Regions from separate parts of the Homo sapiens genome. Here region 2 is linked to region 1. A link is an interaction called in ENCODE POLR2A ChIA-PET data of the cell type or tissue named here. Cell type or tissue: A673. All regions are shown on one strand. Each heading gives the region's core, and the rest is flanking DNA. Links, peaks and the distances in the headings are about the cores only.

Evidence for each region. Peaks named below come from ENCODE experiments on the same cell type or tissue, not always from the same donor. Only the 100,000 strongest peaks of a DNase experiment are listed, where the experiment ranks them.
Region 2: POLR2A ChIA-PET joins it to region 1 with 6 read pairs; 2 of 35 experiments call an interaction of 5 or more read pairs at or near these places.

Annotation. Positions count from the first base shown.
Region 1 is chr7:92,549,110-92,553,325 of GRCh38, reverse strand. No RefSeq gene overlaps it. Among named protein-coding and RNA genes, the nearest start is that of RBM48, 22 kb to the right of the region's middle. In A673, for the core only: no CTCF peak of the experiment used is centred there; DNase peaks (open chromatin) are centred at 2,355 and 2,895; H3K4me3 peaks cover 762 bases; H3K27ac peaks cover 1,679 bases.
Region 2 is chr7:93,244,673-93,248,888 of GRCh38, reverse strand. All of the region lies in intron 2 of VPS50 (VPS50 subunit of EARP/GARPII complex), which reads right to left. Among named protein-coding and RNA genes, the nearest start is that of VPS50, 14 kb to the right of the region's middle. In A673, for the core only: no CTCF peak of the experiment used is centred there; no DNase peak of the experiment used is centred there.

The DNA of each region.
Region 1 (4,216 bases), core at 1,054-3,553:
CTATCCTCTTGAACCTTGCTGTTCTCTTCTTCCCAACTCCTTGCTATGCTCATTATGCTTCCAGTAAGGCACGTTCTATTTCAATCCTAAAATTCTACCTCTTTCCTTTACTCATGTCATCCTATTTTCCTAGAATTTTCCTCCTCTTTACCACCCTCAACACATTTCTTCCTACATAGATACTACGCATCCTTCAAGGCTCAGTTCACAGTCTAGTTCTCCCATGAAAATGGCCCAACTCTTTTCCCATACTGATTTTTCTTTCTTCACATGTCTATAGTGGTGAACGTTATCTTACATGATTTAGCAGTTGCATACTGTCTTAGGAAATTTCTAAGTGAGGCTCACATTAATTGTGTAAGCTCTTTAGTAACTAGTCCATATCATATATATATTTTTCTATCAGAATACCTAGCATCATAGGAACAAAATAGCTGCTAGTAAGATATATTTCACTGGATTGAATAACTTAATGATTAAAGCTAAGTTGTATTTATTTGCCTTTTCATTTTACAGCCAAAAAAAGTGAGCTAGAGTGTCTCATAAGACTTTTCCACAGCTTAGTGGGAAGAGCTGATGGAAGATTTGGAAACACTGGGCTAGATCGTAACGCTTTTCGAGGGGTCCTGCACAATGTATTAGGAATGACTGATGACATGTTGATGAATAGGGATAAGAAGTCATAAGAGACTAAAAACAGCCGATCTGAAATAGCAGACTACTCATATTCCATTTTCATGAAAGACTTTGAATTTTTTTTTTTTTTTTTTTTTTGAGATGGAGTCTCACCCTGTTGCCCAGGCTGGAGGGCAGTGGCGCTATCTCGGCTCACTGCAACCTCTGCCTCCCGGGTTCAAGCAATTCTCCTGCCTCACCTCCCGAGTAGCTGGGACTACAGGCACGTGCCCCACACCTGGCTAACTTTTGTATTTTTTAGTAGCGATGGGGTTTCACTATGTTGGCCAGGCTGGTCTCGAACTCCTGACGTCGTGATCTGCCACCGTGCCAGGCCTGAATTTTTTTAACTCCGAACTAGAAAGGCATAATACCAGAAGTGTAGTGCTGCAAACATAATTAGTTTGATCGTGAGGATAGTTTTCAATACAAACTCACTCAGAATTTCATACCTCATAGGTGTACAGCTTTGAGAAATAACCAATAGGGCCAGGCGTGGTGGTTCACACCTGAAATCTCAGCACTTTGGAAGACGGAGGTGGGCAGATAACAAGGTCAGGGTATCGAGACCATCCTGGCTAACACAATGAAATCCCATCTCTACTAAAAATACAAAAAATTAGCCTGACGTGGTGACGGGCGCCTGTAGTCCCAGCTACTCGGGAGGCTGAGGCACGAGAATGGCGTGAACCTGGGAGGCGGAGTTTGCAGTGAGCCAAGATCGCGCAACTGCACTCCAGCCTGGGCGACAGAGCGAGACTCCGTCACACAAAAAAAAAGAAAAAAAAAGAAAAAAAAAAGATATGCAGTTTGTAGCTTTTAATCATGATGTCTTTAGATTCACATGCTGTAGACATGTAAATTACTAAATGGCTTCTTTTTCCTCATAAAAATGAACATGTATCAGTTAGTATAAAAAATGGTAATGACTCATCATATTGAAAAAAATCAAAGATCATATCTTTAAAATAAAAAATTATTTAATGTGATCCAGTTAATTTCAGTAACAGATTTTTTTTTTTTTCCGAGATGGAGTCTCGCTCTGTTGACCAGGCTGGAGTGCAGTGGTGCAATCTCAGCTCAGGCAACCTCCAACTCTCGGGTTCAAACAATTCTCCTGCCTCAGCCTCCGGAGTAGCTGGGATTACAGGCGCCTGCCACCATGCCCAGCTAATTTTTTGTATTTTTAGTAGAGACAGGGTTTCACCATGTTGGCCAGGCTGGTCTCGAACTCCTGACCTCAGGTGATCCGCCCTCCTTGGCCTCCCAAAGTGCTGGGATTACAGGCGTGAACCACCGCACCCAGCCAGTAATAGATTTTTAAGATAGAATTTGGTAAGTTTTGACGCATGTATACACCTATGAAACCATCACCACAATCAAAATGATTAACATATTCATCATCTCAAAAAGAGTAAATATCTTATTTTTATAGGCTAATACTAAAGTTTCCCATTTTAAAAATAATGTATTATTTTAGTAATTTACCTTTAAGTATTGTGCAAACTCTTTAGAACATAATTTTTGCCACTTTTTTTTTTAGAATAAGCATTATCCTATTAACTCCACTGTGTGTCTCCTTGGCTCATAGTAACTGTATAAAACATCACAAACGAAACTCATCATTGCTCATGATGGAGAATGTCTCTTTTCTTTCTTCAAGAATACAGCGGAAAACACATTTCCTGTAATTTTGATTCTTTCAAGAAGACTGTGCCAAAACTTCTCCCCCTCAATTTGGGAGAAACATTTTTCTATCCATACTTACATACTGTTGAATTACAAAATAGCACTAAATTACAATACAGTTACGCATTCTTTTTCTTTCAGTGTTTTTTGCATTTGACAAAGACCATGATAACTACATAAAAGTAAAAGAGTGGGTTAAAGGATTATCAGTGTTTCTTCAAGGAACGTATGAAGAAAAGCTCAAGTGTAAGATTTCTGTATGTGATTACTGGCTTAGTAATATATAGTCAATTTTGGACTTAGTGAATGCTTACATGTTTAAAAATATAAAATCAGTGTTCTTTATAGCAACCTTGCAGAAATAGTTCATGACAGCTTAAAAAAAAAAAAAGCTGATGAAATGGGTGGCAGAATTGTAAGGTCACGGAAGAGTCCCCAGCCCCAAACATTTCCTTCACTGGTTCTGGGATGCCGAAATGTCATCACCAGGATGGGTCTTTGGCTTATGGCCCATGCTAAGAACAACAGCTAAGGGTCAGGGCTTGTGCCAACTCTGATCAGCTGGTAAGACTGCATTTCCGAGGCTGCCTCTGAGGCAGGAAACGGGCCTTGCACATGGCAGTGCATGTATTATGGAGGGGTAATTCTTTGACTTTTCTTTGACATTTATGAATTTTTTAGTTTCTCTGTGTTGTACTTTTTTTCTCCCACTCTAACTTTTCATGAGATAAGATAATTTTTAAATATAGTTTCCAGCTGGGTGCAGTGGCTCACTCCTGTAATCCCAGCACTTTGGGAGGCCAAGGTGGGTGGATCACTTGAGGTCAGCAATGCAAGACCAGCCTGCCAACATGGTGAAACCTCCTCTCTACTAAAAATACAAAAAGTAGCTGGGCATGGTTGAGCTTCCCTGTAATCCCAGCTACTGGGGAGGCTGAGGCAGGAGAATTGCTTGAACCCAGGAGGCAGAGGTTGCAGTGAACTGAGATCACACCACTGCACTCCAGCCTGGGTGACACAGTGAGACTCTGTCTCAAAAAATAATACATAAATAAACAAATAAATAAATAAATAAATATAGTTTCCACTGCAGTGTTTTATACCAAAGTCTCACTTAGGAGTGAAAAGTTGTTTTCTGAATGTAAATTCTTGTAATGCTAATATCTGGTGAAAGTGGTCTTGACACTGAATGCAGCTGTACATGGTTGAACAGCCTCCCGTTATCAAAAAAATTTTCCTTCTCTAATCTCACTTCTTAAAAATGTTTCATATACACTTAAGTTAATTTTGAGAAAATACTACTTTCTAGTCAGGTTGTATTGCAAACTCATATGTATGCTACAGATTGAAGAAATTCAACAGAAAGACCCAACTAATCTGCTAATCTGGAGTTTTATTCCTACTTTTGCTAAAACATTTGATTATAAACCCCACAAAAGCTCCTTCACTGTGGGACTCCTTTATTCACAAATGACCTGAGTGAGATCATTTGTGGGATGAGTGAGTGAACTTTGGTGCTTATAAAGATCATGGAAAGCATGATCTTAAGCTCCATGATTATAAGTCATGGCAAGCATTCTCCAGGGAGAGGTTATTCGATAATTTTGGATAGTGCAGATGAGCAGACACCAAGGACATTACTGATTCACCATCCAAATACATCCAAAAATGTTCTTTGTCAGCGATACAGTGAAGGGTGTACTTCGTTTTTGCACTCTATGTAAGAAGAGAATCATAATACTGATATAGATACACACATGCATATACATGTATGTATATATATGTATTGCATGATCAAAGGTTTAAAAACTTCATCTCAAAGCTCCTTGATTGCAGCTTCATATCATTTTTA
Region 2 (4,216 bases), core at 546-3,045, 700 kb before region 1:
TCTGAACTGGAACTTATTCAAACCCCCTTCTGATTAGAATCCCGATCACCGTGTTCTTTTTAGTCCCACTGAACTAGCAGTCTGTAAAGCTCTGCTTCTACCTAATCATTGTCCAAATGTTTCATCGCTGTTAGGGCTGCCTGCTCAATCAGACTGTACACTTCTTGAGAACTGAGATTTCTCTTCATTCTCCATCACGCTGCTCCACAGTGCCAAGGCACACCATAGATAATCACTGATCAAACTAAAATTAATTTACAGTTAATTGCAAAAAATGAATATAAGACAAAAGGAAAGGAAAAGACAATATGCTCTTGTTTCAATAGTCAAAATTTTCCACCAACTCTTAGTAAAACATTTCTTTCTTTTAATTAGAGATAACGATGTGAACTGATTTAGGAATATTTTACACATGTAAATTAGAAAAATAAACAGAAGCAACCAGATTGCCTATTCTTAACACAATTACTACATAATTTAATAGAAACTGATTCCCTAGGGTGGGAGATGTACAAAAATACATAATTCTTCACCTAAAATAGAACCAATACATAGGTGTGAGCCCAAATTTTACATAAACAAAATGAACAAAAAGTTTCCTATAAAAAAATTACAAGGCAAAATTGGGGGAAATGAATACCAAATGGAACTTCTTACACCATACTTAAACATATGATTTAAGAAAAAAATTATAATAATATTAGATATTCAAACTAAGTCTAGGATAAAATATTTCAGTCTTAAAAATGTTTAAAATATTTTTATAATAAATTTTATGTCACATAATAATTAATAAATACATAGTATCATTAATAGTGATATAAATGCTCTCTAAAACTTGAAAGTCCAAAAATAATTTGTCAACTACAGGCTACCAAATGTGCTGCCACACAACTTGCTGTCAATGGTAATCAACTAAGCAAAAAGTATTATCAGCATTACCCCAGAATTAAAGCTGGAGAAAAAAACTACAATTAAAGTAATGAATTGGAATAACAAAGAGGAGAAAACAAAAGCATAAAAGGCAAAAAATGAACAAATCAAATCTCTCTCCCATACTATCATTAGAAACTAACCTGCCTACTTTCAAAGCTCTATAACCTTATCTTCCCCTAAAAAACAAATTTCATTTAACAATTTTTTAAATTCCCATTATGTAAAAATTTCCCATACTAGGTCATACAGGAACGAAAATGAGTAAAATATAGCTCTTCCCTCAAACAGTTGTTAAAATAATAGGAGGGGTCAGATGAATAAGTAAGCAATGACAATGCACAGCAGAACATGAGGGTGATGCAAACAGAATGAAGGCATCAGACGGTGGGTTCACATCTGATGGAAGTGGTGGCATTTGGAAAATATGAGAGAATAGGTAGAATTTCAGATTTAGAAATTGGGAGAATAGGGTTACAAATATAAAGCAAAGCAAAAGTAAAAATATTGAATCGAGAAAGTGCACAACAGGTTAAAGCAATAAAGGGTGGCTTCCGCAGGATAGAAAAATGTCACAAGGGAGAGTCTGCATGTATGCCAAAAGACAAATGCAACAACTGAGATTTGTTTAAATTCAACATATTTTTTGTATATTAGAACCATATTTTCTTCACTAAAAGTAAAACATCTTAACACATATCACTGCCTCAGGTTAGGCTATATCAAAAACAGGCAAAAATATTCAATATTTTCTTAATGTAATAAACCAAGCAGAATTCAACGTTTTAGAGGCTGTGTTTTTCCAGCAGTCACAACATGCAATAAGGTTGCATATAATACCACCTAGTCTATTTTTCTATTTTGATCATGTCTGAGATAAAGCTACATGAACATGTACATAAATGTACATCAGAAATATAACTTTATGAAAAGTGAAGAAAAACAATCATATTAGAGATTTAAGTCAACATCTTTGATTTAGCAAAGCTACTTTTCCTCTCAATACAACAAAAAAGGTATTATGGGAATTGGGGATTCAGCTATGTAAAACAATTTGAGCCCTCAAATGTAAGGTATTATGATACATTCCCAGTATGTTTGTGGTTTCTAAGGAACTAGGCTATAACTTTACCAAAAAATTTTCCACTTAAGAGTTCATCACTCAAGGGAATATATTCAAGTTTAGGAGGAAAAAAAGAGAGACTACTAATTTTGTATTTAATCACTACTTTTAAATTATCTAAAATACCACACTAATTAAAAATACTAATCCAAATTCAGGGCTCTTAATTCTATTCACTTTTATAAAAAGTTATGACAGCTTAACAGTTTTCCTTACCATTATTAAACTCAATATTTTCTGCAATTTTGAAAAGTAATTTAACCTAATTTCTAAACCCACATAACAGCTTGGAATCTCATAATCTTCAGTACTAGTTTTTATTCAAACAAAAATATGAATGCAAATCTTTACTTCACAGGTCAGATTTCAAAACTCTGAAAAAAATATATAGAATAAAAAATGAAATGCACACCAACTCCTCTTTCTGTACTTAGCTCATTAGACCAGTCCACATTATACACCTGATTATATAACTCAGTGGCAGAATATAGTGCTTATATAGCTGATTATATAACTCAATGGCAGAATGCAGTGTATGTGTGTGTGTGTGTTGAGAAGGAAAGTGGAGAAATTTTACAAGCATGATTTGCGGTTTGCCACAGCAAATCTTTGATCAAAGACTTTTTTTTACTGTTTGCATTTCTTCATTCGTCAACATAAAAAATCTATTCTGTTATAGGGAAAACGGAAGCTATAATCTTACCAAAGTTAACATCACGTTAGGGCTCTAACTGAAAGCAAAAAAAAAAAGAAGCGTTTAGTGACCAAAATCTAAACAGAGCTAGAAGTAAGAACAAAACATGAAGTTTTCAATATTCAGTCAGTATTACAAAAGTCATTAATCACTGAACAGAAATAGATTTTATCTCTTTCCAAATGAAACAGGATTCAAAACTTATTTCAAGATCACAGATACCCTAAAACCACATGCCACGTAAGTTTATAATGAATGGCCAGATGTCTGATTACATGAGGAAATGGCACGTTCTCCTAAAATCCCACTAGAACAACAATAATAATCCGTCAAAGATAGCCGGTTCATCAGTTTCTGTGTGCATTTTAAATAAACTTATCTTTTAAAGCCTACCCTGTTTTTCTTCAGGCTTTTAGTGCCATCTAGTGGAATACTGTTGAAGTTACAATTTAAAAAGAGGTTTTGGGCAAAATGATTTATAGAACATTTTAATAAAAGGTTATTGGATCACATTTTAATCCAGCTTTATAACACAATCAAGTGATTAAGATGATGTATTTTAATATGTGTCACATGCCTGTCCTTTCTGGGGCTAACACTGAAGAAAAGACACATCATAAATCAAGATATACAGAGAAAAATCGAGTGTGTACATCTTAATTTTGTTTTTCTTTTGTTTTCGAACATCTCATCAGACACTTTCTCTAAAAGAAAACAATACTGTCTATTCTGAGAAAAGACAACATCACAGCACCTTCAATCCCAGTGCCTTTCACAGGTTCTTCCACCTTCCAAATCCAATAAAATCATCAATCTTAAATTCTGCTTTTTAAATGTCCTTCCAATGCAACCCTTCTCCATTTCCTATACCTTATGTTCCTGTTTTCTTCTTAATCAGTATCCTTGTCCCCAACCTCTACTCAACAACTCACCCCATAAAACTGTAATCTTTCTTAAAAAAATTAATCGCCAACTCTAAAAGATCCTGAATACATTTCTACCTACTCCACATCCTCTCCTAGCTGAACTCTGTTGTGCCTCTACTCCTCTGCAATTATCTATTTTTGCTTGTCTCCCCCACTCAGGTTGAGTTAGGAACAGTCTTGTACCTCTCTGCATCTTCAATGATTAGTAACTGCCTGGTTCCATAAGTGTTTGCCAAATGGACTGTATGAATGAACTTATATGATTTGCTATGAAAGAAGGGTTAAGAATCTCAAAGCATCTGAAGCTATGAGAAGCATAATTTCATTAATGGTTAAAAAGAACACAACTAAATACTGTTAGCCATGAGCACCTAAGAAAAACTCTTAAATGATTTTGCAGATCCATAGTTAGAGTCTCCCTTAGTACCACCTGCAGAAGACACCTGTCCTAAATGATACATAATCCTAAATTGAAAGTCTTTATCATGATCACTAAATAAATTCACCTAGTCATAAACCTCAATACTAATCCTCTCTAAT